Linked DNA regions of Mus musculus: region 2 is linked to region 1. A link is a loop called in an ENCODE intact Hi-C map of the cell type or tissue named here. Cell type or tissue: heart. All regions are shown on one strand. Each heading gives the region's core, and the rest is flanking DNA. Links, peaks and the distances in the headings are about the cores only.

The links. Peaks named below come from ENCODE experiments on the same cell type or tissue, not always from the same donor. Only the 100,000 strongest peaks of a DNase experiment are listed, where the experiment ranks them.
Region 2: a loop joins it to region 1, with 9 times the contacts of the local background. A loop is called at or near these places in 18 of 42 quality-filtered maps.

What each region holds. Positions count from the first base shown.
Region 1 is chr3:146,321,650-146,336,919 of GRCm38, reverse strand. No RefSeq gene overlaps it. Among named protein-coding and RNA genes, the nearest start is that of Gm40167, 17 kb to the left of the region's middle. In heart, for the core only: a CTCF peak has its summit at 8,802 (motif pointing left); no DNase peak of the experiment used is centred there; H3K4me3 peaks cover 1,909 bases; H3K27ac peaks cover 3,469 bases.
Region 2 is chr3:146,937,635-146,952,904 of GRCm38, reverse strand. It overlaps Ttll7 (tubulin tyrosine ligase-like family, member 7), which reads right to left. Exons shown (of 21, transcript NM_001357217.1): 15 at 12,728-12,929; 16 at 8,697-8,899; 17 at 7,677-7,811; 18 at 5,247-5,327. Among named protein-coding and RNA genes, the nearest start is that of Ttll7, 93 kb to the right of the region's middle. In heart, for the core only: a CTCF peak has its summit at 6,801; no DNase peak of the experiment used is centred there; H3K4me3 peaks cover 475 bases; H3K27ac peaks cover 253 bases.

The DNA.
Region 1 (15,270 bases), core at 4,181-12,180:
ACACACACACACACACACACACACACACACACACACACACACACACACATATACAACATATAGAGTCATACATTCACATACATAAATAGACACATACATACATACAGGTAGACACATGTACATATGTGTACACACACATACACACACACACACATGCACGCACGCACGCACACGTGCACAAGTCTAGAAGCCAGATGTGGTAGTTTACAATTGCAACACTATGTCCCAATGCATACACACTCCAGGAAGATTTCGGTAAGTGTGAGCTCCATGTGTGTAAAATCAAAACAAAATGAGTGAGCCCGGATGCAAACCATGGGATTTGGGTGATAATGGTGCCGCTAAACAACCTCACTGATTGTAACACAGGCTCACTCTGGTGAGCATGGTGATAATGGGAAGCTGTGTTGTGTGTATCCAGGGGAGAGGGCCTTACGGAAAGAAGCAAAACACAACATTTGTCTAGGTATCTCCAGGCTACAGGATGACGGCAGGAAGGAACTGTAAGCCAATGTACTATGCATCATGGCCGTAGTAATTTTAGTCTAAAAAGAAACCATAGGTGCTGAGTACCAGGTGCTGTTAGATTTTTACTTGTATTAACTCACATGTGGCCACTATATTAACTAGCAGCTACTACTAAACCTTTATGCAGAAAAGAAATCCATTCCTGCAGATGGTTTGTTTTTAGTGTGCGTGATAAGAGTTGCCATGGTCATGGTATCTGTTCACAGCAATAAAACTCTAAGACAAGCTCTTTCAAGAGACTGGACTTAATAGAAAGTGCCTAGGTGGCACCCCAAGGGACACTACGATTTACCCATCCTGCCTTTTTCCTTTCTCTTCACTTCCTGCCTATGGTTCGAGAATGTTCCCTCACAAGCTCCCAGCACAATGAGCTATCTCACCTCAGGCATGAAACAACGGGGGCAGTTGATCAGGTACTGGAGTCAACAGCATGTGTGCCAAACTACCTTTTTGTGTAAGTTAATTATCCCGAGTATGTTGTTCTAGTTGACCAACAGAAATATTCAGTAATTGTTCCAAAGTAGCACGTGGAACCGCCATTAGGCTCTGATACAGCTAAGTCCTGCTGAGCAGAACTCTGGCTTTAAGAACTGCGAGTGCTAATATGGAAGTTTCCGCAGTGTCCTTGGCCTGAAGCTGGGACATAGTGAGTGGTGGCTGTCCTTCCACACAGCGTATTCTGGGCTGTCCATGGTAATACTTCAGGCCCCTCCTATAACCTCTGCCAAAGAAATAACAGCAACAAAATGACCAGTGTGGAGGCCTGAGTGCCAGCTTGCCCTCTGTCAGGAAGTGTAGCCAGCACCTCTTCAGCTCTTCAGTGTGTGTCTCTCCCACTTTGCTCTGTCCTCTGTCTAAGAGTGACACTGACTGGAACTTTCTGGAACACCCTGGGATCACCAAATGCTCTCCAAGGCCCTCATGGCCCTGATCTTGTGTTCACTGACACTGTGGGATAAAGTGGAATTTATTTTATTTTATTTTATTTATTTTTTTTTTTTTGGTTTTTGAGACAGGATTTCTCTGTGTAGTCCTGGCTGTCCTGGAACCCACTTTGTAGACCAGGCTGGCCTTGAACTCAGAAATCCACCTGCCTCTACCTCCCAAGTGCTGGGATAAAAGGTGTGCGCCACCACGCCCAGCTAAAGTGGATTTTTATCTGAAAACTTTTATTTTTTTCAAAGTCAATAACTTATATTGACCTTTGTTAACTCAGCAACCTGCAGAAAGCTCACACACTGTATAGTCAGTGGCTAGGGGAGGCGGCTGTGAGGTTAGCATAGGCTACCCTGCACTCAGTGGCTAGGGGAGGCGGCTGTGAGGTTGGCACCAGTCATCTTCAGCTTCATAACAAGCTCAAGGCCTGTCTGAAAGACGTGAGTCCCTGTGTAAAGCAAACAATAAAACAACAATAACCAGTTGTACCAAATGCCTTTCATAGTTAGAATTATTGAGCTAGTCCCATTATTTGGAATGTTCATTTTTAATATTCTGAGCCTCAAATTGTCCCTCTTCCTAGTCCCACCTAGTGCTGCTTTTACACTCAGTTAATAATTCGTTCTGGATGCTTAACAATGAAACAGAGTCTGATTTTTCATCCAGCTACTTGGAGAGCAAAATGCTCTCACAAAAGACCAGATATATGTCCTCCCATCCTTATTTGACTGTGCCCACAGCAGGGAAGTTCGTGCCTGAAGCTCTAGCCAGGTCCCCAGTCTCTGTAACACAGGATCCCCCAGTGAGGTCTCTAATGGAAGACGGGTGGTCCCCATGGGGGCTCTGTGATCAAAATCGGCTAGGGTAAAACAAGGAGGCCTCCTGAGCTGACGGGGAAAGCAGGCCTGGCTCACTCTGGGTATTTTTCACTTTCTCCATAGGCTCTGAACGTGATTATCTTAGTGATCAGGGAACAACCTCTGCAGAGGAATACCAGTCTTGTAAGGCCCAAGGGCACACAGGTTCTCTTAACCAGAAACAAGTCCCCCCCCCCCCCCAGTAGGAAGGCCAACTGGGACGTCTTCACTGCCAAGGGAGGCGTAGGGATCCAGCACAGCAAGGGGGAATGTCAACGCTTGGCTGGAGGGCAGGCGGCTGCCATTTGAACTAATGCTTTTGAAAATCTCCTGCTGGGGAGAAATGGGGGAAGCACTAATGGACGTAATGAACCAAGCCTCCCAGGGAAGCCACAGAGAATTTCATCAGCCAGTCATTTAAAACTAGAGCGAGGAAAAAACACTTTGGTAGAGGAGGACAGAAGCAGTATATGAGCCAGGCCTCGGAGTGGCCTGAATCCAAGAGCCTGGCCATCAGCACCTTAGCCCTGGGCTGCCCTAGCACGGGCAGCAGAGGGTGTGTGTGTGTGTGTGTGTGTGTGTGTGTGTGTGTGTGTGTGTGAGTGTGTGTGTGAGTGTGTGTGTGAGTGTGTGTGTGAGTGTGTGTGTGAGTGTGTGTGTGAGTGAGTGTGTCTGTGTGTGTGTGTATGTGTGAGTGTGTGTGTGTGTGTGTCTGAGTGAGTGTGTGTGTGTGTGTGTGAGTGAGTGTGTGTAAGTGTGTGTGTGAGTGAGTGTGTGTGAGTGTGTGTATGTGTGTGTGTGTGTGTAAGTGTGTGTTTGAGTGAGTGTGTGTGTGTGAGTGTGTGTATGTGTGTGTGTGTCTGTCTGTCTGTGTGTGTGTGTGACTGTGTGTGTGAGTGAGTGTGTGTGTGTGAGTGTGTGTGTGTTGGGGGTGCCTACAAGCAGGAGTCTCTTGTGTACTTAAAAGGACTCTGAGTACACGAAGAAGCACGGACCTAGCTTACAGGGCAGCTGGGCTGTGTCCACACACAGACTGAGTGCATCTGCCTGGTCAGCTCACCCTTGCCTATGTGGACCTGCTTTTAACACCTAGAACTCATTTCCTGTTAGTACCACAAGAGGCCTCTGTGCTCTCCTGAGTGGCCAAGCACCAGAACCTGGGCCCCTTATCTAGAGATGCCACCGCCCACAGTGGGCTAGGTTAATCAAGAAAGTGCCCCCAAAGGCTTGCTTACAGGTCAGTCTTATAAAGACATTTTATCAGTTGAAAGTCTAAAATGACCCTAGCTTGTGTCAAGTTAACAGAAACCTAGCCAGCCAGAAAAGGGAACCAGGGGTTCAAAATAGGTGTTTGCAAAAGCCAACGTGCTGGAGGCTGCATGGGAGAGGCTATTTCTCCCTGTCTTCTGTAGTTCCTCAAAGCCAACTGGATCTCTTAGCTTATGACCCACTCCCATCTTCGTGGTCAGCAATGTTTCTAATCTCTCTCTGACATTCCTTCTTCCCCTTTGCGCTTGTGATTATACCAGTCTCACTCACACGATCAAGGACTACCTTCCCACCCTAAAACCTTTGACGCAAATGTCTGTCCCGGCAGGTTCCAACAGCAACCATGGGGCATCTGTGGAGAAATATTCCTTGATGACTCTAATCCCTAGAATTTAATTTCAGCAGCCCAGAGTGGAAGGAGCATCCTGTCCCTGGGTCTGGGGCATCCTGTCCCTGGGTCTGGGGCTCAGCAGCAGCAAGGAAACGTGAGCTTGACAAGGACAGGGAGATATGGTGTGCTGGCTGGGTTTTCATCAACGTGATACAGCTAGGGTCATTTTAGAATTGGGAACCTCAACTGAGAAAATGCCTTTATAAGACTGACCTGTTCCAGGGCAGTGGTGATGCACACCTTTAATCCAAGCACTTGGGAGGCAGAGGCAGGTGGATTTCCGAGTTCGAGGACAGCCAAGACTACACAGAGAAACCCTGTCTCTTGGGGAAAAAAAAAAAGACTGGCCTTGTATGCAAGCCTTCTGGGGAACTTTCCTGATTGCCCTAGCCCACTGTGGGTGGTGGCATTTCTAGAAAGGGGGTCCTTTTCTATAAGAAAGCAGGTTGAACAAGCCACAAGGAGCAAGCCATAAGCATCGTTCCTCCCTAGCCTCTGGATCAGCCTCTGCCTCCAGACTTCTGCTCTGCCTTCCCCTCAGGATGCTCGTTGTAAGCTGGGAGCTGGAAGGAATTCTTTACTCTCCAGGCTGACTTTGGTCTCCGTGTTTATCAAGGCAATAGAGAGCAGCCTGAAACACATGGCTTAGCCTTTCTTCAGCCACTGCATTTATCCACGGAGCCCTTCTGGGGTACATCCACTTGTCAGCCAACTTTTAGTTTCCTTTACTCTTTAACCCTACCTGCTTGCATCTATGGGTTCCAGAGACCCAGGCTTCTCGGTTTTGCTTCAGTTCCGCTCCCCGTTAGAGCAGGCATGCGAGAAAGCTGATCACGTTGAGTCCACTGTCAGGATGCAGAGAACAGACAGGAAATAGGGCTGGGCTGTAAAACCTCAAGGCTGACCGCCCTCCCTCAAGAGACCCATTTTCTCCCGTGAGGTTCTACCTCCTACAGGTTTCATAACCATGTCACCAGCCCAGGGCCAAGTGTCCCAACACATTAGCCAAAGGAGACATTGTAGATTCAAACCATAACAAACGGGGACATACTGGAAACCAAATGAGTGTCGACCAATGTTCAGCTCCATCCTGCGTGCTCTGAGTGGGACGGACAGTGCTCCTTTGCTCGCCTCTACAGTAAGGATGGCCAAGCTCTTTGGCTCGAGTTAGCGGGCCTTGTTGAGGAAGTCGAGGAAAGAGCTTTGTGTGCTGTCGTGCAAATGTGATACCAGGGTCTGTCACATGAAGGGAGGCCACCAACATAGAGATGCTTTTAGTGTCTGATTTTCAGCCATTATAATAGAACGGCGCAAATTAAGCAATCAACAAAGAAGCCAGAGTTCTTTTCTTACAGTTCTGGGGCCTGGGAAATGCAAGGTGCAGGGGGTCACACCTGGTGAGAGCCTGCCTGCTGGGCTGTGTGTGGCTAGGAGGTATCACATGGGCAGAGAGCAACCATAACACAGAGGGCTGGAACTGCCCACTCCTGACACGATGATGGTCCTTCTGTAAAGGCTGTGCCTCTCGGTGAGCCATCTCTCAAAAGTCACTTCCTGCAACACTGCAGCAGTAACAAACCAGTTTCAACCATGAGTAGAGGCGACACGCAAATATAGCAGATATATGCTAAGCTGGTATCTTGAACTGCCCTAAACCGGTATTCTGAACAGCCCACCTCTCTAAGCCAGGAGATGGAATGACTTAGCATTCAGGTTCTAGCTTCTTGTGACATAAAGTATTCCAATGAACACTGAAGGGGGCAATGCAAAGGCTAACATGTCAATACCCAGGGAAAATCAATATTTCCTAAGACTTGAGTTTTACTTCCTACTTTTTCATATTGGTAATCCCGTTGGGTTTTCCCCACCTTGGGTTGGGAAATAAAATGAGGTCGCACTGGCTCTGTATGAGAACATCTTCATGTGAGTCCTCTTTCTGCCAAGGACTGTCCTATTTACCAGTGAGCTTTGCACCGGACACAGAGTGTCATTCCCTACTGCTGGTGGACGGATGGACAGATGTATGGACATGACAGATGAACGCATGAACTAACGCTACAGCATTTACAAAATAACTTCTAATTCACCTTTTTGCCTGGCAACCCCTTTCTTACTCTGCATATCAAAGCGGAAAAGAACAGCAGGCAGATTGGCTTCTATGGGGATCCTAGACCCCTAACCTTAAAATCTTAACCAATGTGAATTTATAGTCTCCTCAGAGAGCTAAAAGTATCAACTGAGTGTCCTCCCAGTCCAGAATGGCTTGAACTGCCTATTGCTTTGACAGGATGCCTAAATACATGGTAAGGCTTTTGTATAATGTGGCTCCCTACCCTACAGAAGATGACGTGTGCATAAGAGATTTTAAGAAAACTGCACAGAAAAGGAGATGGTGCTTTTGTTATTTTACCAAGAAACATGTTCCCCATAACTTGTTTCTGCTAAAGCTTCCCTCAACAAGACAATCCGATTTCTGAATGACCCAGGAAGAGGGGACCTGCGAAGCTTGGGGCAGATTATGCTTTGAGACCAAGCTACTGTTGGCTCGGTTGATGTCACTTGTTCTGTTGTGTGGCCCAATATCCCTCAGCCATAATTAAAACAATGTGTGTGTGTACACTCTTACCTCCAAAGTTTTTTATGCACAAAAATTATATACTTAAAGACAGAGAGCTCTGTTTCTCACCATTTTCTCTATCTCACAGGTTTTCATACTCCTGTGTCCATTCAAGTTTCTATTGGCTGCCAACTCCTGACGTGGAGTGCTGTGTAATGCTTGCATAGTTTGGAGGCAGTGAGACTGGTTCCGGCTTGGGAGTTCTGCGGGGTGATCAGGACCTTTTCTCTCTCTGTCTGCATGTCAGCACGTGGTTTCCATACCTACAGCTGCTTCATGTTTCACATGCATCCACGATAATAGCGGCCATAAAATCTGTCTTCTAGATGGGAAGCAAAGAAAAAAGAGGGAGGGAAAAGGCTACGTCTATATTCTGTTTTTAAAAGCTTTCCTGGAAATTAACCCACCAGGTGTTGATATTCCATTGGCCAGAAGTTAATCATGTGAGAACCACTTGCCAGGGAGACTGGGAAATGTGATCTTTTTGCTCCTTATTAAGGATGTGGACAATATGGGATACTGAACAGGAACAATCACAATGTGCGGGACCTTGCCTTCATTTTACTTATCCAGAGTCACCTACAAGAGTCTTTTAAAATCACAGTATCTGATTTTTGTGGATTTTCCCTTAACTCCTCATTTATTAATTATAATTGAATAAGGAAGAGCTGCTCCTTCCTCCTGGGAACACAATTCTTTATTTATAATGGTATCGATTCTTCTCTGATCCCTTTAACAAGAGAATGGTCTTTGGAAAAGAAGAACCAAGTGCTTCCAGCATTACCTATCTCCCTAAGATGGTTTGAAATAACAATACAGCTAGCTACAAGCTTTAAGAAATGTGGGCATCACCAAGGCCACACAAGCACCCAGTGTCCTCACACAGCTCAAAAGTGGCAGGAAAAGAAAAAGGTCACATCAGGGTAGATCCACTAGTGTAAATTTCTCATTTGTCAAAAATATGAATTCATAGTTGGCAAGAAAAAAGAGCCAGTTGAGCTAGACAAATATGATTTCTGTTGACAGGATATTAGGTAAAATAACTCACACAAACTAACTAAGGTGGCACCCAGTAAATATTTTTAATAGTTTTTGTTGAAAGGGCTATCATCATTCAAGCACTTCTTGGTCTCTGAGACGTGTGGGTGGCTTAGTTGTTTTGTAAGACCTTTTTGAAACATGATAGGGTATATGAAAATTTAAAAGACCGCGTCTTAGTTACTTTTCTACTGCTTAACAACGTGGCCAAGACAGGTTATAGAAGGAAGGTTATACTTGGGCTACAGTACCAGACGGGTAAAGGTCTATGATGGCAGAGGGGCAGAGCCGCGATGGGCGGAGCCGCGATGGGCGGAGCCGTAGCAGGAAGCTGAGAGCTCACTTCTTCAAACTGCAAGCAAGAAGCAGAGAACGCCAACTCAAACTGGCCAAGGCTTTAAGCTCTCAAAGTCCACATTTGCTCTCCAGCAAGGCCGTAACTCCCAAGCTGCCCCTAACAGTACTGCAAACTGGTGTCCAAGTATTCAAATACTGGAGACTTTGGGGGAACATCTCATTCAATCCATCACAATCATAAATATTTTTAAAATAAAAATGATAGTAAGTCCACTTTCTGATGAATGTCTATGGTCTTTGGGTGGGAATTTGATGATGGAGTCGTTCCTCCTCTTTTTGTTTAGAAAGCCTAGACATCAAGGTTTGGGAACCTGGCAAATGGGCTTGGATTCGGGTCTGCTGGCTAGAGTCTCCATCTGCATTTGACCTGCACATTTGCTGGTCAGCCGGGGTAAGGACGTAAGGGGTGGGATCGAGGACATAAGAGGGTTAGAATTATGAGTCCGAAGCCTTTGGGTCATCTCAGAGGTGTCTACCGCGAGACTGGCAACTGCACGTTTAAATTTTAATTTGAAATGCCACGTTCACCTCCTTATTGTATTTTCGCCGAGAATACAAGACGAGCATACCTAAAGAGGGGGAAACGGAGTGGCTTGTTGAACAAGATTGTTCTAGAAGTTGGGATCCTGATTTGTAGTCTTGATCAGAGTGCTAGAGGCTGTTCGCATCAGTTTAGCTCCTTCATTTCCCTGAGATCTTTTCTCACAGAACCTGTCCTGCTCTGAAAACCTGTCTAGGATTTCCCTAAGAGTGCCTTGGGCTGCCTGCAGTATCTTCAGTAGAACTCTTTTGCCACCTAGTGGCCAAATTAAAGATCTTCGCCTTACCGTATCTTCTGCTTCCAGGTCCCTCCTTGATTGCAGCAAAAAGAACAAAGCCATTTTAGACTTTCCTCCGCAAGAATGCGGCAAACTGCCAGAGCTGGGAGGAACAAATGTTTAATTCATGTCCTTGGAAGCTCCGCTGGGTGAACAAACACAGCGCCGCTTCCTAAGGCAGAGGCCTTGGTGCAGTGGGCATGTGGTTACAAAGCGGTTCCTGACGGCGAGAACACCCAGCGAGGTGCCCTGATAAATGTAACCCCAAGGAGATGTGTTTGGGTTACTCCCTGTGAGCTAATCTGTTACACGCTGGTCCTTAATGCTTTCAGCTGCTCCCAGTTAATACTCATTAAGCATGCATGCAGTGCCTGTCCCTCTCTAGACATCTGAAATAGAGAGGGGTGAGAGGGTCCCCTCGGGTCTCCTGCTGATCTGGAGTCATCTTTCACCCAACAGTGGTCCCTATAGGGTTGTTTTTCCAGCAGCCCCATCAGAATAGAAACTCCTCCTAGACTTTATCTGAGCCTCATGGCTTTACCTATCTGAGCAGGGAGTGGGGGGTGGGGGAAGGACGCATGTATTTCATTTCATCTGAGCGGTGGGGGGGGGGGGGGGCGCCGGGAGAGGGAGGGGGCACGGGTTTCACACCTCCCGGTGTTTGTTGAATGTTACCAGAGCTCTGGGAATGACAGCTCATCTCTCGAGTATTATGCAGATCTTGGTGACAGCTGTCCTCTTGAATGGAAACTCTTCAGCAGTGACTGATCTATCTAGCAAGGTCAGTGCACTCTTCCTGATGTCCATTGTACAGGCAAGGAGAAACAAGGTTTACAACTGGCGAGGTGACTCTTCAAGTATCCCAGTGGTGAGTGGTGAATTTATAATAAAACAAAAATGGCGACCGGGCTCCTTGTCCAATCACCCACTGTTTGAGTGAGTCTGGGGATTTGCTTTTACACGTTCGACGAGGGGGACCATTTATTTCTTCATTTATTTATTTATTTATTTATTTATTTATTTATTTATTTATTTATTTATTTATTTATTTATTTATTTTTACCACAAACATTATTGAAAACCATTAATTGCTTGTGATTTAAATAGCAACGTGTGGGTTTCCTCTTCTTCCTTGCCAAGCCAGACAGTGCAGTCAGCAAGTGGAGGAAGCTGTGGGCTGAGACGCAGAAGGACCAGACTCTACTTAAAGTGACCTACACCAGGCTACCAGGCCAGCGAAATCACAACTGTGCAGACACCCTGTTCTTCTAGAGGGGATCCCTGCCCTCCTAGGAAGCACAAGGGGAGAGAATTTGCTTGATCTTAATTTACGTGTATCTGTGAATGTGTGCCACATGGGTTAGAGTGTCAGGGCCTCCCCGACCTACAACTCACATGGCAGGACCCCATGAACAGCCCTGGGATTTTCATTTACTAATCCACAGCTCCTGGACACTATGTCCACCCGGGCAAAGTCTCTCCACTCAAAGTCCCCTGAAAGTCTGTATTTTAAATTAGCTTGTGTGGTACTGGATTCTGTAAAGCCTTTCATAACCCTCAGATTTGGGTAACTTACCCCCATCCCCTCCTCTCCCCTCCCACCTCATTCCTTTAAAATCTTTCTACTCTCAAACTCCTCCCATGCATTCTATTATCCTCTTTCTCCTACAGGTCTCTTCCCCTTCCACCTTTCAAGGCCCATTTTAGTTTCCTGACCCCTAAAGACACTCCAAAGCAAACGCACAGACATACAGCTTTGAAGCTGAATATACATGGGAAAGAAAGCCCTGTGTTGTTTGTCTTTCTGGGCCTGGGTTATTAATACTTTTTTAAAGACAAGAGTCTTCTTACTATGTAGCCGAGGTTGGCCTCAAACTCACAGAAATCCTCCTGCCTTAGCTTTCCAAGTACTGATTGCTATTTTAGGCACGTGCTACCACATTTGGAAACTTTAAAATTAAAAAGTTTCATCTTGTATTTACGTATGTTTTTCCTGAATGTTTATATATATCACAGGCATGCAGTGCCTAGGACTGCAGAAGAAGGCATCTGATCTACTTGGAACTGGATTTATGGAGATGCCAGCTCGGTGCTAGGAATAAATTCTGGGTCCTTTGTAAAAACAGCAATACTCTCTCTTACCTCTTAACCACTGAACAATCTCTAGCTGACTGACTAAAAACAAACCTATCTATATGCCTGTCTGCCTTCCTATCATTTATCTATCTATCTATCTATCTATCTATCTATCTATCTATCTATCTATCTATCTACCTACCTACCTACCGCCTGTTCTTGGTACTGACCTCTCTCTCGTTCCCAGGTGATGTATTGCTTTAAGGTAGTGTGGGAAATCCACTTCATCTCGAGTGCTTTCAAATCACTGAGCATCCATCTTCCAGAGCTCTATACTAAGGCGGTAAGGCCAAGTCTAAGGTTCTACAGCACAGTGACTGATTAGCCATGTCTTCCATAGGCAGGGGTCAGGGAGCACACAGAGCAAGAGCCATGCAGTTGTTAATACTGCCCCATGAGAAAAAAAAAAGTCCAACAAAATAAACTGCTGCTAACGGTAAAAACTCAGAGCAGCTTAAGATGGCAGCAGGAAGCGGAATCCGGGCCTCCTTCCTCCATGTTTAGCCGGCTCCTACCCGACTCTCTCACGTGACTTTTATCCAGGTGACCAAGTCGGTTGCTTAGACGATGCTTTCTGAGAAAGATATGACCAAATGCTTGCCACAGCTGAGCGGTGGAAGCAGGAAGGGAGGAGGGTGCTGGTGCAGTGGGAGGGAGGAGGGGAGGGGAGCACAGCGGAGCACTGAGACCTGCCCTCCCAGAATCACACACAGGGAGCTCACAAATGAACAATGGCGGGCTCAAGGTCTCTGAAGTGGCACAGGCACACGGGCGGGCACAGAGCCTGGCTGTCAAACTCCCTCCACAGATGGATGTTCTGTATTGTAAGGAGCGTGCTACACACTCCCTGGCTGGTAGCCGCACACAGCCCATTAGCCCTCCCCGACTGTACAGCAAGATCCCTGCTGGCTTTATCACAGGGCACCCTGTTGCTTCTTCTCCGAGCAGATGCCTGGGGTTTGCATCTGGGTCCCACCAAATGTTCCCACAAAGGCTCCTTGTCTAAGGGAGGAACACCCATCCTTATCTCCATCAGGGATGCTACTCTGCCTGAAGTGTGGCGCCTTCTCATCCGTCGGCTTCCAGACCATGGAGGATGCTGCCTGACCACCAAAGCTTGCATCCTGAATGCTCCTTTTATTTTCAAAGAAAGAAAGTATAGCCTTAAGTGAGAACAAATACTATGTACCTGCGTATGCCGTGGAGTCTGTGTACAGGTCAGGAGACAGCCTACTGGAGCTGGCCACAGGGTCAAACCCAGAATGTTAGACTTGCATGGCAGATGTCTTTACTCCCCGGGCTATCTTGCTGGTCTAAAACCAACCCCTTTGAATCCCTAGTGGATGAGGGGGCATCTGCCCTGCTGTGAAGCAAGCTCGGAGCTCTGTACAGGGAAGGCTCAGGTTTGTCCACCAGGTGTTGAAGGATTCCTTCCCAGGCAGTGGCTGGGAGGAGAGGGGGTGAGGAGACGCCAGTCCCATTCAGAGCAGCAACAGAATGCTTCTGGCTGCTTTGGGGTTTGTTTGTTTTTCTGGAGCAATTCACCTTCTAGGAAGTCCCTCCCTATTGCAGAAGCTTCCCGCCCTTTGCATAGTGAGTTCAAGGCCAAGCTGAGCTAGCATTTGAGACCCTCGTCCCCTCCCCCTCCCCCAGACGTCGTCTCAAGACCACTAACTAGCCAGATGTGATTCATCTCTCCACCATCCCAGAACTTCACCCACCAGTCTGAACACCCATCAGCAACTCATGCAAACCTCTCCCAAGTCAGCTCCCCGGCAAGGTAAACGGGGAGGATAAGTATTCGTTCTAACACCTTATCTCTTAATTTAATTGGCTCGTCACATGATGGGCAGACAGATGGAATTCTGTAGAATCCTCTCAGGACCCTGACTTTTTTTTTTTAATCATTTAACTATTGTGAATAGTTGAGATTATTATTTTTGTTAGTGTATTAAATGGTACAAAGTAACAGGTTTTATGATGATAGTCACATACTTGCAGATAATGTACTCTGACCACATTTAGCTCCCCCATTACCTTCTTGTTACCCCTTTCCTTTCCTCCCTATATCCCAAGCAGTCCCTCTTTGTTTTATTTTTTAAAATTAACTTTATTACTATTGCAATGCATTTGTGTGTGTGTGTGTGTGTGTGTGTGTGCATTGATGTGTGTGTTAAGTGTGGTTGTGTCTGCTATACATCCATGTGGAAGACAAAGGACGGCTTTGTGGACTGGGTTCTTTCCTTCCATCTATACATGGGTTCTAGAGACCTAATTCAGGTCATTAGGCTTGTATAGGATAGCTCTTCTCCACCCAGCTCTCCACACTCTTAGCTCCCTTTTATTTTGCCCTCTCCTCCTCCTTTTCCTCACCTTCCTCCTCACCCTCCTCCTTACCCTCCTTCTCACCCTCCTCCTCTTCTTTACCCTCCTCCTCTTCACCCTCCTCCTCTTCCCCACCCTCTTCTTCCTCACCCTCCTCCTCTTCCTCCCCCTCCTCTCCACCCTCCTCCTCCCCCTCCTCTCCCTTCCCCTCCTCTCCACCCTCCTTCTCCTCCTCTTCCTTACCCTCCTCTTCCTCACCCTCCTCCTCTTCCTCACCCTCCTCTCCACCCTCCTCCTTCTCCTCCTCTTCCTTACCCTCCTCCTCCCCCTCCTCCCCTCCCCCCCATATGTGTCAGCAAACATGTAAAGCCTGTATTTAAGGGACAGGTTTACTTCACTTAATGCCATGATCCATCCATATTCCTGAATAGTGTGTAATTTCTCAATCTCCTGTAGCCAAGTAAAACCCCACTGCACGGCTCTGCCACACACTCTCTATCCACTGATGGGCACTGTGAATGATGCCTCTGTAATCATGAGCCCAGAAGTGTCTTCACAGTAAACTGGTCCTTTTGGAACTGTACAGTCGGATCGTACAAACTGTATTGTTAGCGTTTTGAGGAACCGCCATACTGTTCTTCACAGTGGCTGCCTGAACTACGGTATATTCTCCCGAGAAATGAAGCCCTTTGCCCGGCATCCTTGCCAACAACTGCTGTCTTTTGTTCTTCCATGTTTCTGTGGCGTGCCTGCAAGTCTCAGTCTGTGCATGTGCACATGTGCACACATGTTTTCTTGATATCATGCTGAGTTTCTCTACACTAAAATCATGTTTAGCACCATAGGGGATTTTTCTGCATTTATTTGACAAGGTATAAATACGTCCACTATTACCTCAGACAGTTATGTGGAAATCTATGTATTCAATGAGCATTTATTCAGTATCTTCTACCTTTCTGGCACCATGCCCAGGTGCAGAGTTCCCCACAGGTTTTCAAGAGATATGCAAAAATTACAAATGGTACAGGTGGTGTGTCACTAGTAAATTCTGGGCTCCGTGCGACACGAGGTCATTTCTGTTGCAAGAGGAGGGTTGGAGCAGCAGGGGTGTCAGGGCAACAGGCATGCTGCCCCGTGTCCCGAGTGAAAGCTGAACTTTGGAGGTCTAGCATGCACCCTGCTCTTTGCCTGCCCAGTCTAGTGCAATCAGCCTTTTGTATGGGATCCTTTGCAGGCTCCTGGAAGGGATTAGGACCAATAGGTGACCAATTCCTAATGTCCGTCCATGTGAGAGTTCTGTGTCCATTCCATGTGAGAGTTCTGTGTCGATAGCAGTGTAGCAGTCCAGAAAGAAGCCACTTCCTCTTGGGCAGAAATCTGACCAGAAAACCCCAAGTACAAGTTTCCTTCAAGAAGAGATAGACACCCAAGAAGCAGCCACATCGGTAGAAAAAGGTAATACAAGAAAAGAGAACAGTCCATGGCCAGGGACTTACCCATTGTCTAGGAAACCCAGCAAGGATTGTCTAGCATGAACACTGACTTGTGACTTCATGTGGAATGGCAGGGGGACAGAATTCCTTGGAGCATGTCTGCCCTCCCCTTCCACACCAGTGTGACAAGATCAGTTGTCCCAGTACCTAAGTTCAGCATTACCATAGCTTTTAATGACTGTACCTGTTCACAGGCCTTGCCCAGAAGATTTATATTCGTAGTTACCTAAGTTATTATATATATCAACATAGAAATAAGGTCCATCTCATATACAAACCTCCAGCTAAGGACCAATGGCAGCTTCTTCTGTATCATGAAGATCTCACTGTTCAATGCAGATAAAGGGAAACTAAACTAATCATGAATTATTGCAATTGCTGAATTATGCAGTGTTCAGGAAGCAAACGTTTTTGTTTGATATTCCTTGTTTTGTTTGATTTATTACTATTATTATTATTATTATTTCTCATTTGAGTCTCTGCAGCAGGCTTTGGGAAACCATAC
Region 2 (15,270 bases), core at 3,429-11,428, 620 kb before region 1:
GCCAACCCACATCTCTGTTATTTAGTCAAGTTGTTTACAACAGACTGGTTCATTTCTCTCAGCCATCCCTCCCTCCACTTGTAAAACAGATCATGGTAACTTGAAAAATATAGAAATACATAAAGTAAAGGAGGGAAAAGGCAGTAGGTAGCATTGCTCCCCTTCTCTTAGCTCAGTACAGAGATCCGCTAGGAATAAATCATACATGGTCAAACAAAGGAAGGTTCTTTGAAGTAGGATCTCACTATGTGACCCTGGCTGGCCTTGAACTTACTATGTAGACAAGGCTGTCTTAACTCCTCACTGTTGGGAGTATAGGGTATGCCATCATACAGCTGCTTCAAGAAGGAAAACACTAATGCCAGAGAGAAAGGAAGGCAGTCAAGCATACAGAAAAAGACAGACAGACAGACAGACAGACAGAGACAAAAAGACAGACAAGAAGACAAAAAAAAAAACAGGTTAATTTTAAGTAATACACTCATTAGTAGATTAAAATAAAACAATGTACCTTATTGTGTAACTTATTACTTTAATATAGGTGTCCTTTTAGGTTGGTATCAAATGAAAAATGTCACTGGATTGTTCTCATGGCCCCTCTAAATTCATAAGTGGGAAGATAGCAAAGAAAGGTTTTATGGAAGACCATTAAGAAAAGGGCATCTCGTCTGTTAGACCTATGCTGTTAAATGCAGAAAGCGATAGATGTGACTGTCCTCTCACTCTAGATGAACTGAAACTAAGTTACAAACTCAATTTGTGTGGTCACAGTAGTTCAAGTCCTTCATGTGGCCAGGTGTGGTGGTGCACGCCTTTAATCCCAGCACTCCGAAGGTAGAAGCAGGCAAATATCTGAGTTCGAGGCCAGCCTGGTCTACAGAGTGAGTTCCAGGACAGCCAGGGCTACCCAGAGAAACCTTGTCTCGAAAAAGGGGGGGGGGAGCTTCATGTGACTAGTGAGTGACACTGGATATCATAGACACATAGATGCAGACCCTCCCCACCCTTGCAGAACGCTCGCAGGGGGCTGAGCTCCCAAAACTCAGCCTGGAATGTTTATCTTGCTTGGAAATTGATACTGGATTGATAATTCACCATCCAGAATGCATGGTTGAGAATGAGACAGAAAAAGATGGCCACCAGATCTGAAAGGCTCCCTCAGTTCCCACAGGCATGGTCCACTGGTTGCACTGAGCCCAGAATATCTCCAGAAAGAGAAGACCGGGGAGCAGAGGACACCTGCCTCCCGGAGAGTCTGCATTGAGTTTTGTTTCTTGCTGGGTGCTTTGCTCAGAAGATTCTAGAATAGTACTCAAACAAATGCCACTAAATTGCAAGAATGCACCACGTCCTTTTAACCATAATCCCACTGCGACACTCAAGCTGCTTCTTGGTAGTTGACTAACAGCACTGTTATAAATGTTGGCCTATAGATGTCTTTTCTACTTTTCAGGATGAAAATCTTCAGGACACAGTGCAAGGAATGGTTCTTCTGACTCATAAGGCTACGAGCATCCATAATTTAATAAGTACCGTGAATGACCTTTCTGAAGAGTTAGACCAATGTACCCTGTCTGATGGCGGAGCAAAGGCCCTCTTAGGCCATGCTAGGCCCACAAATGAGAATTATCCATCTTATTAATTTTTGCCAATAGGATAATTTTCACTTGCTGTTGCCTCATCATTAGTAAAGCCAAAGATCTATTTGCATGCTGATTGGCTATTTGAAGATCTAGTAAATAGTCCTGTTTTATGCATTTTGCCACGCTACCTGTGGGTGTTTATAAGCTGGTTTGACTTTTGTTGACTGACTGCTAAGAATGATTGGTTTACCTCTGTTGCTTTTTATGTGATGGGCACTGAATGTCAGTCTTCCTCAACACTCTCCCATGTGCTCAGCACCTGCCTTGCCTGCTCAACCCCCAACTACTCAAATCCCACTCCTGCCTGCTAAACTCAATTCTTTACCTGCTTAACATCCTCACACCCATTCTGCTTTGAATTTTCTTTAAGGTCTCTTTTGGCATTCCTAAATTTTTCTCTAGGCTTTTTGGTTTTGGTTGGTTGGGTGGGTGGGTGTTGTTGTTGTTGTTGTTGTTGTTGTTGCTGTTGTTGTCTTGGGGTCTTGGTTGGTTGGTTGGTTGGTTGGTTGGTTGGTTGGTTGAGGTTGTTGTTGTTGTTTGGGGGCTTTTGTTTGTTGTTTTTGTTGGTGATGGTAGTTTTGTTGTTGCTGTTGTTGTTTTGTTTTTGTTTTTGAGATGTGGTTTCACAGTGTAGCCCAGACTAAGCTGGCACTCCCAACAGTCTTCTTGCCTCAGCTTCTTGCATGCCAGGATTATGGGGAAGAACCACTAGCTATACCCAACTTTAAACTTTCCTGTAACAGTCTTTCAAGATTTCCCTTTTAGCTCTCTTGGTCTTTTTAAAGATATTGTTTCCCCGTCTGCAATTACAATCATCTTCCTTCCTGCATTTCCTTTGTCTTAATATTTCCCTATGTTATATACCAAACTGTAACCTGCATGGGATTTATTTTGTGTACGATAAGAAGTAAGATCCCTTTCTTTTCTTCTATAAATAACCAATTGTTTGAACATCGTTGCATTCGTTACTTTTTGTTGCTGTGACAAAATACCATGACCTAAAGGCACTCATAGAAGGAGAAGGTGTTCTGGCTTATGGTCCGTAGTGGGGGAGAAGGCCAGACTCGGTTGCTAAGCAACTACGCACCCATGGCTCACAGCATGGTGAATGTCTGTCTACCTCTGTTGCCTCTTCTGACACATATTCCTCAATGGAGACACTGCCTCTGCCCATGGCAGGGCAACGCATGAGCTGATGGACAGCCCTTCAGATCAGTTTACTCAGATAAAGGTCATAACCTCATCGGCATCAAATTCCATCTCATCTATCAACAAGCCGTAGAATGGCCAAATGTTAATCCACTTTCCTAGAGCTGCTGAAATAGTACTAGCTCCTGAAAACCATCCCAGCACATGAGACAAGCCTCCTAAGGGGACGCCATCCCTGCCTCCCACGCTCCTTGGCATGGCAGCTGTTATGTGTCCCCTGCTCTTTCATCAGATCTCACGTCTTCCGTCACACCCTGGGGCCCTTCCTCTCCCCTCTGGTTATAATAACTGTTCTTGGTGGGACCAGACCTCGGTTTCCCAAAGAACTTGATACTGCCCCTCCCTGTCAGTGGTTGTTCCAAACTATTGTCACCCATGCGCAAATGAGGAGTCTTCATCGTTAAGGCAGAAAGGAAAAAAAGAAATCTTACTCTCTCCACATTACCACCACTTCATTTTGTCTCTTCCCCCAGCTCTGAAAAGTGTCTGCACCAACTACTGCTTTTTTCCTCTTCGAGACTCACTAATAGAATTCCCTCAGACTGCTCAAAATTTGACTGTGGTCACCACTAACCTCCATGTTTGCCTAAAACAACAGACAGGTTGATGCTCTACCCCCAGCAGCAACTTCCAGCACAGTACATCAGTCTGTGGCTGAGGTAACCTCATGTGGCTTCAGGGACCCCCAACCCCTGCTGTTTTCACTGGGCACCACCTGTCTCTTCTCAGTCCTCTTCAGAGAATCCTCCCACCTCCCCATTCTTACCTGCAGGAGTGGCCCCTGGGCTCACAGGGTCCCAGAAACTCCAGTCTTCTCTTACAAACTTTCGACATAGTCCTGTCCAGCTCTATTCCTTGAAATGCCTTACAGCCTCCACATCCAACCTCAACTCTGCTCTCAAACCCATATGTACATCAAAAACACTCAATATCGTCACTTGGATAGCTAGTCAGTACATCTACCTAGCATATGCAATATCAAAGCACAAAAACAGGGGGCTGGAGAGGTGGCTCAGTGGCTCAGAGCACTTGGTCTTGCAAGAGGACCCACATTCAATTGCTAGCACCCACATGGAGGGTAACACGTGTCTGTGACTTCAGCTGCAGGAGATAAGACACCTCTCCTGACCTCTCTGGGGTCCTGAATGCACATGGCGCAAAAACATACACGCAGATATATACATATATGCACGTAAAATAAAGTAAGCATTTTTTTATGTGTATGACTGTTTTACTTGTATGTATGTCTGTGCACTGTGTGCATGCAGTACCCTTGGAGGCCAGAAGAGAGTGTGTGTCTCCTGGAACTGAAGGTTATGAGCCTCCATGCGGGTGATTGGAATAGAACCTGGGACGTGTAGAAGAGCCACCAATGCTATTAACTGCTGAGCCATCTCTCCAGTCCTTAAAATAAATACTTTTAAACCCACACAACAGGCCTGCAGAATCCAAGCATCCCTCCACACCCTAGCTGACCAGTCCTGCTTCTTGCCTCAGTTGCCCTAAAAACCATCTCACCACTTTCCACTCTATGCCACATTCTCTCTTCTCAACTCTAGTCCCCTCCAGTGGTTCTGAGTCCTTTCAAGTTACTAGTCAGACTACAAAAGTCTCAAACTTTTCCAGTGACATCTCATTTACTAAAGTAAAACTCTTTCTTCTCGAACCCCATAAAGTCTCAATCTGAGCAATGACCCACCATCCAAATTCATCTCTTATAACTACTGTATCACTTATTTTCCAATAAAAATTTATCATGTAAATAGATTAATAAGTAAAACTGTGGTCTATCATCCATATACACATCAAACTAATTTTTATTCCATGATCTTTGTTCCTGCTCCCCGCTCTGCTGACACACTGATTCACAGATATCTGCTGTCACACTACTCACAGATATCTGCTGACACACTACTCACAGATACATGCGGACACACTACTCACAAATATCTTCTGACACACTGATTCACAGATATCTGCTGACACACCACTCACAAATATCTTCTGACACACTGATTCACAGATATCTGCTGACACACTACTCACAAATATCTTCTGACACACTGATTCACAGATCTACTGACACACTGATTCACAGATATCTGCTGACACACTACTCACAAATATCTTCTGACACACTGATTCACAGATATCTGCTGACACACCACTCACAAATATCTTCTGACACACTGATTCGCAGATATCTGCTGACACACTACTCACAGATATCTGCTGACACACGGTCCTAAACCTTGTCTAACATATAATAGGTGCACAGTGTTTGTTGAAGAAATAAGCAAATAAATGTTCATATGTAAACTTGTTCTGAACTTAAATAAACATTTTAGCTTAACGAACATATAAATGGCCAAGTGATCTTCATGTGCTACTCACTTTCCGTTGTTTTACAGAGTCCAATTTTATGAGCCAATATGAAGCCACTTTTGTTTTATAATGCTTCCAGTTATCCATGATCTATTGGGGGAGAGAAGTTAACAAATTTAGGCTAGAATGCTCACAGAGAATAGTGAATGACCCTGTTATCCATGACTGTATTCATCCGTGCAGTGACAGCACTATGAGAGCACTACTTATAATAACAATTCTACCATTCATAGAAAGATACCTGCAGAGATTTAGACAAGTCAGAGGTTCTAAACCTGAGCCCATTTCTTTCTCTCCAGTAAGAGTAATATCACTCAGAGAGTAAAAGCCAGAAATCCTTGGATACACACATTTTAGGTAGGACTCCAACACAGATTTTTCTATCTTTACTCACAGGGCTGTGTTACCCACATAGTGATAGAATATTGAACAATACATTCAAAGTCAGCCTATATTCAATTAGAGTTCTACTAGCCCTTTGTTTTGTATTACCTACAGAATTCTACAGAATTCCTCAGTATACACCCTAGTAATGGATACTGTAGCAAGCATTCAAGTCTGGAACACAGCAGAAATACAGCAAAGAATCTAATGCCTGACATTAATTATTAATTACGTTTCATTGATTGTATAAGCCTAACAATCTTCTTTATGGAAGAATCGCAATAGCCACATACATTAGTGTCTCTCTCTCTCGTTTTCTAATTAAAAACAGCAGACCTCAGTGGAACCAAGGTGATCGCTCAGTGGCTAAGAGCACTCGTTCCTCTTGTAGGGAACCTGGGTACAATCCCTAGCACCCACTTGGCCACACATAGTCTATGACTCCTGTCCTAGGGGCTGTGATGCCGTCCTTGACCTCTGAGCAGCGGGCACACATGTGGTGCACATACACACACGGAGGCAAATATTCAATAAAAGAAATAAATTCGAGAAGAAAATATCAGATCATAAAAGACAGACAAAAATGATGTGCCTGCTTCAAAGTTACTGGCTTTTCTTAGAAATAAACATTATCAAAGTGAGTGGAAACATTTCCAGGCTGGCGATGAAGCTCGTTGGCCAAAGATGCTTGCTGCCAAGTGTAACCTTCTTCTAATCCCTGGGACCAACACACATAAACACACTAAATAAAAAAAAATGTAAAACATATCTATCACAATGCCTTATAAAATTTTCAATTTTCTTTTGTTGTAACAAGCTCCCTGACAAACAGCATCTAACTTTCACTTTTGAAAAAAAAAACAAAAAACAAAACAAAACTTAGCACAAAATTCAAAAGACTTGGATACTTAACGATAATTCTCTAATAACAATAATATGATGCCGTTGCAGATTTTTGCAGCAAGAAATCTTTCTCTTGTTTCGTTATTTCTATGCACTTGTTTCATATCATTGGATGAACAATAAGAGGACCCAGTGAGAGCTTTGGTTCTTATTCTACATATGACCACTAGATGGCGCCTTGTCTTCTGGGGAAAAGAAAATCACAAGCCACCAACCCGACCCTCAAAACGTTCTGTGGCCGATGGATGACCTAACTGTGGGCATTTATAAAGCGTGTTGGGCGGATAAGAGAAACCTTGAGTGAAGAAATGTTCTTCCATCAAACCATTCCCGTGACCTTGGATTTCTTTTTAAGAGAGGAGCAAGTCCTGACTGCGGAGCGTTTGAACATCTGCCACCCAAACGCTCCACTAGGTGGCGGGCGTGAAAATAACTCATCCAGGCTGTTTCAAAACGTGATTTTCCAGGCATCACCTGTAATTCATCTTGACATTTTATACCAAGGCGCTATTTTCATCCTGTCTCTTTTCATCTTAAGCTCTTCAACTTAGTTTTTAAATAGAAGAGTTTACCCTGATATTTCTTTGATCATGAAGAACAGTTATTATTTGATGCTAATTATTCTTACTTGAAAGCCTTATTATATGATAAAATGTTCCTAATAACTAAAATGAATTCTTTTACTTTGTAAAGTTTCTGGGGGCTAAAAGCAATATCAATTACATTTCCTATTCAATCAATTATAATTTGATCAGAAAATACATTTTTTGTATGTGTGTAGATGTATAGGAGGCATGTGTGCATGTACATATGTGTACAATGCACATATATGCTGGTGTTTATGTGTGTGCACATGTGTGTGCATGCATGCCTGTGGAGGTCAGAGGTCAGGCTTGAATGACGTTTCCCTGGGAGCTGCGGCTCACCTCTGGGAACTCTCAGGAGTCTTCCTTCCTCTGCCTTTCCAGTACTGAGGTCACAGCTGCAGGCCACCATGCCAGCTCTTTATGTAAGTTCTGAGGACCCAGCCTAAGACCATGCTGGCTCAGGAAGGGTTTTACCAACAGATCTATCTCCCTGGTCCCAGGCAATACATTTTAATGCTCTCAGAAGAGTAGACAGATGCTCTTTGGATTTTATACAAATACTCACATCTTCTATCAGGAGCTCCGACTCTGCGTCTGACTTCCCCGGAAAGCGGATTCTCATGTCCTTGAGGACAAACAAGGTCTGACTGGTGAGGTCGTCTTCCTGCTCTTTGGTTTTCAATTGCCGCAAAGACTCGTTCTTAAATTTGAAAGAATACAGACACATGGAGGGGGTCTTATTCCACTGTACCAGTATAATGTGAAAGATAGTTTCAGGTAAAAGGGACACATTGTTAATTTTTTAAGTGGACATTTATTTGCGAATGTTTAACATTAAAATGGTTATTATTTGTAAGAATGTCTTTTGTATTTTCTCCTGGTTGTATTTTATCTTGCTCGGGATATAAACATTACCTATGAGTAATTCAAAAGGACTTCCTAATTTGTTTCACTTGCCACCGATTCTTGGATTGGATAGTAAGATCAGTCATCATTATGAAGGGAGTGAATTCAGTTATATCTCCAGAGTTCTCCCACTGGAAAGACTCGTTCTTAAATTTGTTAATGTTAATGAAACAGAGACTTTATATAACTCTCTGGTCTAGCTCCAGCAAAATATAATAAAACCACCGACTTTCTCAATTGTAAATTTCTCTAGTTTATGCTGAAAAGGAGATATTCCTTGTTAATATAATCTGCAGAAAGCATTCTAAACAGCATCACGCCTAGGCTCGATGAGTAGAATTTTTTAAACCAGTTTTTAAACTATTGGAGTCTAAAAGAGGCATTTTCCATACACTAATTGTGCTTGTTTCTATAGGAGATTGAGATATTGCAAGAAAAAGAAACGTGTTTATAAAAACGATTACCAACAACGTTATCCTCCTGCATCAGGAAATGATTACCAACAACGTTACCCTCCTGCATCAGGAGATAGAGAACAATGCAGTTTCCCAGGGTCATGACTGAATTACAGAAGGGATTGGGGGTTCCGTCTCCCCATCCTCTCAGCTGATCCCCTCTCCAACTGCATCGAGTACAGTGTTCCTCAACTTCAGAAGGACACAACCCACTGATAGCTTACCAGAGTGTTGGTAGAGCCGGTGTCACTGCCGTGAGGCAGGTGTCTCGCGTAGGATGAAGCGCGGTTTAAGGAATGTGACCGGGACGCTGACGTTGGTCTTGCTAATGGTATCACTTGTTGAGAAGAAAAGGGGCGCACATCCCCTCTGGAAGGTAAGTGAGCAGAGATGGACCGAGGGCAGCTGACCGAACGCCTCATGGAATCTAGCGATGATGGAGAAGTGGTGCTGTTAGTACGCTTTTCTGCCTAGTAGGTCTCCACAGACTAATGCTTAGACCCCAGTGGTGGCTGGGTGACAAAGGTCAAGTCTAGACACCATCGCTAGGAGAGAAGTTCTGGTGTGTAAAGAACACTTCTGCTGGGAAAACACTAAAGAAGACGTCAGTGCTAAGTTCTCCAAGTGTGATGTTAGAGACACAGAAGGAAAGAGACAAACACCCATGAGCATATAGGTCCTTCTCTTTGATGTCACTCTTATAGAAACCTGGGCAGAAGGGGTGTGTGTGTGTGTGTGTGTGTGTGTGTGTGTGTGTGTGTGTGTGTGGAAATGCAGGAACACATATGCCACAGCACGCGTGTGGAGTTCAGAGGACAACTACAATTTTCAGTCCTCGCCTTCAGCCTTGTTTGAGACAAAGTCTCCTCATCGTTCATCATTTACTGCTGTAGATGCAAGACTAGTCGGACCCCCAGCGTACAGGGAACCCCCTGTCTTCACCTCCAATCTTTCCATAGAGACACAGGAGCTACAGACATGTCACAGCACCCGGCATCATCTGAGTTCTAAGAATCCAAACCTAGGCCCTCACACTTGCATGGCAAGCACTTCACACACTGAATGATCTTCCTGGCCAGGAAAAGGGATTTCTATTGTCTAGACTATCAGAAGAGCCTTCCCAAAGTCACACAGCAAGGTGGTGGCCAAGGTCAGCCAACACCTCAACCTTTTGAATGCTAAAAGCCTCCGCTTCTTTGTAAGTCCACAATGCTATCTACTAACCTTGGGTTAAAACTAGCTATTAGAGTCTCTGTGTAGGTCAGAAATTAACCATTTTAAAGTATCACAGAAAAGAAGAAAACAGAACAGAGAGTGGCCAGGGTAAATAGATAAGGGACAGAATTCAGGGCTTCTTATGGAAGTCACAGAACAGAACAATATGAAGGTTATTCTAATGTAAATAATAATTCACTATTAAAAGGGCTGCAGCAAAATTGGTAGACTTACACACACACACATACACACACACACACACACACACACGGAGTGGGGGAGGGAGGGAAGGAAAGAGGGTGGGAGAGAGAGAGAGAGAGAGAGAGAGAGAGAGAGAGAGAGAGAGAGAGAGATTTCAATAGCAAAAGATTTAAGTGAAGAAAAAAATGAAGTCAAAGAATAAGACTGTTATCAAAATAAATATCTAAAAAAATCATCAAATATTTGCCCTTGTGCATGCTGGGAACACTGATGAAAGAGAAGCAGCATCCCTGGTAAGCTGTGGCTCCAGACCTGGAAAAAAGAGAGTTGCTCAACACCACCAGCATTTTAATCTTTTCTTCTGCTCATTTTTCTAGATCCTCTATCCTGGGTTTGTTCTCTGCTTGGAGAATATGTCAATCTCCATTAGTTAAATAAATTACTAAAACTCACATGAAGCCGGGTTGCATACCCAAAGGTCTCTCTTCATCAGCTGTTGAAAAGAACCCAAAACTTCATAAATGTGATAGATATAAATGTAGGTTTAGATGAGCACTCCTAAAAGATACTGTGAGTGTGTGGTAAATGTAGTATTGTTTCTTTATGTTCTGGGGAGAATAAAAATACATACTCATCTAAGCTTTAGAAGATGCTGTTTAAAAACAAAAGACTTTTGCTGCAAGTCTTAGCATCTTTCTGTATTTGTAATGCACAGCACTTTTTAGACGCACACTATATGGGAACATGTCACTGGTCAGTCTACCTTTAAAAGATATTAGTTACAAAGGTCACATAATTGACATACAACAATACAAAACTCATGGAAGGAGGAAGAAGAAGAAGAAGAAGAAGAAGAAGAAGAAGAAGAAGAAGAAGAGGAGGAGGAGGAGGAGGAGGAGGAGGAGGAGGAGGAGGAGGAGGAGGAGGAGGAGGAGGAGGAGGAGGAGGAGGAGGAGGAGGAGGAGGAAGAGGAAGAGAATTCTAAACCATATACTCCCAGCTACACTGTTGGTCTTTCTTTACAGGTCTTAGGTAAGGATTGAATAATGAGAACCTGCTCGTGGGGTAGAAGGAAAATATCATCGTCTCAGTCACCTTACTTTCTCCCTTATCACCTACATACCTGGAAATTCAGACAAGAAAACTAAAGTAGTTAGATACACCGGTGATTCTGAGTAGATTAGGTTGTGACTTCCACCTATAAATGATGTGAGAGAAAAAAGTGTTTATGTTGCTTTGTGAGGCATTAACAATACCAAGCCCACTGTCTACACAAGAAAGTGTCACTCCTGATCTGGACTTTGCCCTTGGTCATTAGAGAATCTGTGGCTATGGGGCTCCTGGTTTAAGATTAAAGAGAGAATATAAAATAAAGTAAAACCCTTGGTATAATTCCCACCTAAAGATACAATAAGAAAATAAATATGTAATTGAATTGGGTTGACTTAAAATAAAGATTCCTACACAAAAACCTGTTTTAATTCTGCTTCCCACTTTATTATGCTACTGTCTAATCTTGGTTCTTGAACCTACTGGTCCCAGAGCATAGAACAATCTCAGAGCTGTAAAACTCTCAGGATCTTTTCTCTCCCTGGCCCATACCCTTCATCAGTCCATGCTATTAAATAATAGACACATTAGTTGACAGGCCAGGGATCAAAATCCAGCAAAATTTGGACATAAAATGTCAGCTTCCAAAATAAAAAACCGAGTCATATTTATCCAGAGCTGCATTTACAAAATCTTTCAGGAAAGGAAGCAAAAGAGAGTTGCAGCTATCAATCACTGGTGCTAGAGAATGTCAATCAATAAGGTGGATTCCCTGCTAAATCCACGGACCTTCCATGACAGGGGCAGTGGGGGCAGGTATCTCAATGGAATGCTTGGAGAAAAACAAAAGATTGCTTCTCCGGATTCTTCCTTTGATAAGTTCTTCACTCCTTGGGTACTTTACTCCGAGCCTCACAGGCCAGTTTTAACACACATACCAGGACCCTCATGTGCTAACCACTGCTGGGAATCAGCTCTGTAAAAGCTGCAGCCTGTTCACTACACTACTGAGCTGGAGAATTTGGTGGACCCTTGAGACACTATGCGCTGTGCAAAAGAGCGTATGGCATGCCCCTGAAGACAGTCCTACTTCTGAGGTAGCAGCAAGAAGGTGTATTTCAAGAAAAATCTGGGGGGAAAAAATGGAGATATTGGCTTGGATGTTTAAGGGTGAGTGGCAAATCAGAGGCTGGATCATGGTCACTGGCACTGAGGGAAGGAAAGAAAGGAAAAGAGAGAGAGAATGCAGATAGCTGGAGGGAGCAAGATGGAAGAAGAGTTGGTTGCTTTCCTAAATACCTGTCATGTACCCAGAGTCCTGGTTAAATGCTTGCCCAGAATAAAAGCTAGAAGGAGCAAAATGTTAACTACTTCCCAGTTCTGGGCTCAAAGAAATATCAAGTCAAATGCCTGGAGAGATGTTTAAAACCAAGTAACAGTACCAAACAAGGTAGGTGGTAGGCAGAAACTGAGTCAGGCATGATGTGGGCTTAAAAGAGAGCACATTCCACCTAAAAGCCTTACGGCACATCCACAAAACCCAGGCCACAGCTTAGCAAACACACTATGGGACACGGGAGGAAGGAAGGGTCCTCAATTCGGTCCACTCCCTCCTTCCAGAAGTTGAGAGGGTTTGAGGGATGGACCCAGCTCTGGCCAGAGAAAGACAGGGTGAACACAGGTTTCCTCACACAGGACAATGCTTCTTTTGGCCCACGGACTTTTTATTGAGTTCAAGAGTTTCAGTTCTATAGTTCTTCCTCTAACGATGTAGGAGAGATTGACTTACTGGATTGCTGGATTATCTTGCAGTGACTGGTGTGCTTAAGGCTATATGGGACTTGGTCTAGTCTCTTCTGACACAGCTCTTTTTCGTTCTCATCCAGCTCTGAATTGCTGCTGCTGCTGCTGCTGTCGTAGCTGCTGTCACTGCTACCGTAATACTTCTGCTTCTTCGTGACCTCTGCACACTCTGGCATGCAGCACAGGGGCTGAAACAGAGGGACGTGTTTGGTTAGAATCCCACTGCACAGGGCGCACCGTTTTCAGACCCCACCCCTACCCGCCCATGCTCCCTGCTTATTAGTGATGATGGAAAGCCCTCTCTACTGCTTGCTGCGCTTCAGCCGGTAGAGCGCGCCCTAGCTGTGAATCTGGCTTAGCCTACTATGGCTCAGTCCTGATGAGGACAAGGCTGTTTCTACGTGACCGCAATAAACAATAGTGGGTTTCTGTAAATAAAAACAACAAAGTGAGGGGAAATGTTTAATATAAAAATATACATAAATATTCTAAACACGATCAGCTTTCTTTACTCTGCCTGAGAGAGATTAGGTATCAAGCCTTACCCAATAAAAAAATGAGTGGGAGGTGGGGGGAGGGGCGAAGAGAGGCAAGCAGGACAAAAGGACTAAGAAAGCAAAACAAGAGAATCCATTAGAAGAACGCCGTGCACTAAAATATAGCCCAAGAATCTATTCACTCGGGTAATGTACAGGAAGTAAAGCATTACTCAGATGGCAAGCTCACTGTTGATATTTATGTATTCATCTATTTATTTTCCTTGGAATTGGACCCAAGGCCAGACTCACCAAGTTTGTGTGTGTGTGTGTGTGTGTGTGTGTGTGTGTGTGTGTGCGCGCGTGCGTGTGTATAATTTATATTTATATATATTAATATTAGTTAATTATCCACTGTCTAAATTTGTTTCAGATGACTTGTGGCCCTTCACAGAGAATCTCTAACTTCAACGCAGTCTGGCCACAGTGGAGCTGTCACTGGTTTTTTATCATCAAGGTGATATATGAAAATATATGTCATATATGAAAATCACCGTGGTGTGAGACTTTTTGAAAGAGGGACAGGATGCAGAGGAGTGACTCTGGACAGATCTGATGATTACAGCATTGTGCCCTGGTATTTTTCAGAGAACCAACCTGCTTCCATTCCTCTGACAGATGCTTCTAAAGACAGCAGGTTGAGGGGCAGGGAGAGAGATGAGATGGCCTAACTTCAGAAAGAGTGCGCATAATGCAGAAGCAGACGGCTCTGTGACTCAGTTGTTTTAAGGCTGCTTGTTACACACATCATTCAACTCCTGTTCCTGCTGAGACAGTCTCCTGCAGTTATATACTAGTGGCTTTGATGTTAATGTATACCATAATGAATTCCTTGGATGTCATGGGGGTTTGTGGGACAAAACTGTCCCTCCAGTATGACAGTATAGGATAAGAAAGGAAGGTGAGAGGCATTTCAAAAATCACCTAGAATACAGACCAAGCCAAAGCATGATAGTGTTAATGTTACAGCTTGTGTGATGGGTGAAATGCAACCAAGATGGAAAAGGAACAGAGTGCACTAAGGACCAACATGTCTTTAAGCGCATGCTCTCCTTCTGGTGATCAAATATTAACAGAGTACCAAAAATGTTCAAACGGAAATGCGTAAAAACATTTGCCAGCAAGGCAGTCATCAAACACGCTGACGAGCTTGACAAACATGAACTCCAGAGAAAAGATGTCTCTTCAGAGGTTTAGTATACCCCGAAGGACAGAGGCTTGATCAACCCTCCTTCCAGCAGCACAAAGCTTCAGCTTTCCCAAGGACCCTGAGTCCATAATTATTCAACCCTACTAGGAAGCCATGGAGGAAACAGGGCAGCTGAAGCACTGGGTCATGCAAACACGCAGGACTTTGTGACCAGCATACTGTTCAAGCAATACGTAAAGAGGACTCATGGCAACTGAAATCCCAGGCGTGCTCTAACTGTGGGGTGGGATTTTGAAAGTGGCATGAAGTTATGACATGAATTATATTTTATTTGCAGTTTCATTATGAAACAGGGCAGATATAAAAATGCATACAGGTATAGATAAATGTGTTCTTATCAACTCTCTAATGCTTTACTGTTTTACTAATTAATATTCCTTAAATTCTCAAATATTGTTTATTGTATATAGTAAAATACTATATACAGTATAGATAAATGTGTTCTTATCAACTCCCTAATGCTTTACTGTTTTACTAATTAATATTCCTTAAATTCTCAAATATTGTTTATTGTATATAGTAAAATACTATATACAGGATAGTATAAATACTACTATTTATCCTATACAAAGTTGATTTAACAAAAACATTTCAAATTATTCAACTAATGAAGCCCTTGGTGACCACTGCTCACCATGAAGCACTGTCTCTCTGAAATGGGAGTTCTCTTTAGAAGTATGGATCCTTTTAGACACCTTGATAAAACTTAAATAAAAATTATAAATACATTTCTATATTAATTATGCCAATCTCAGCTACTTCATAAGGAACTGCCCAGTTCAT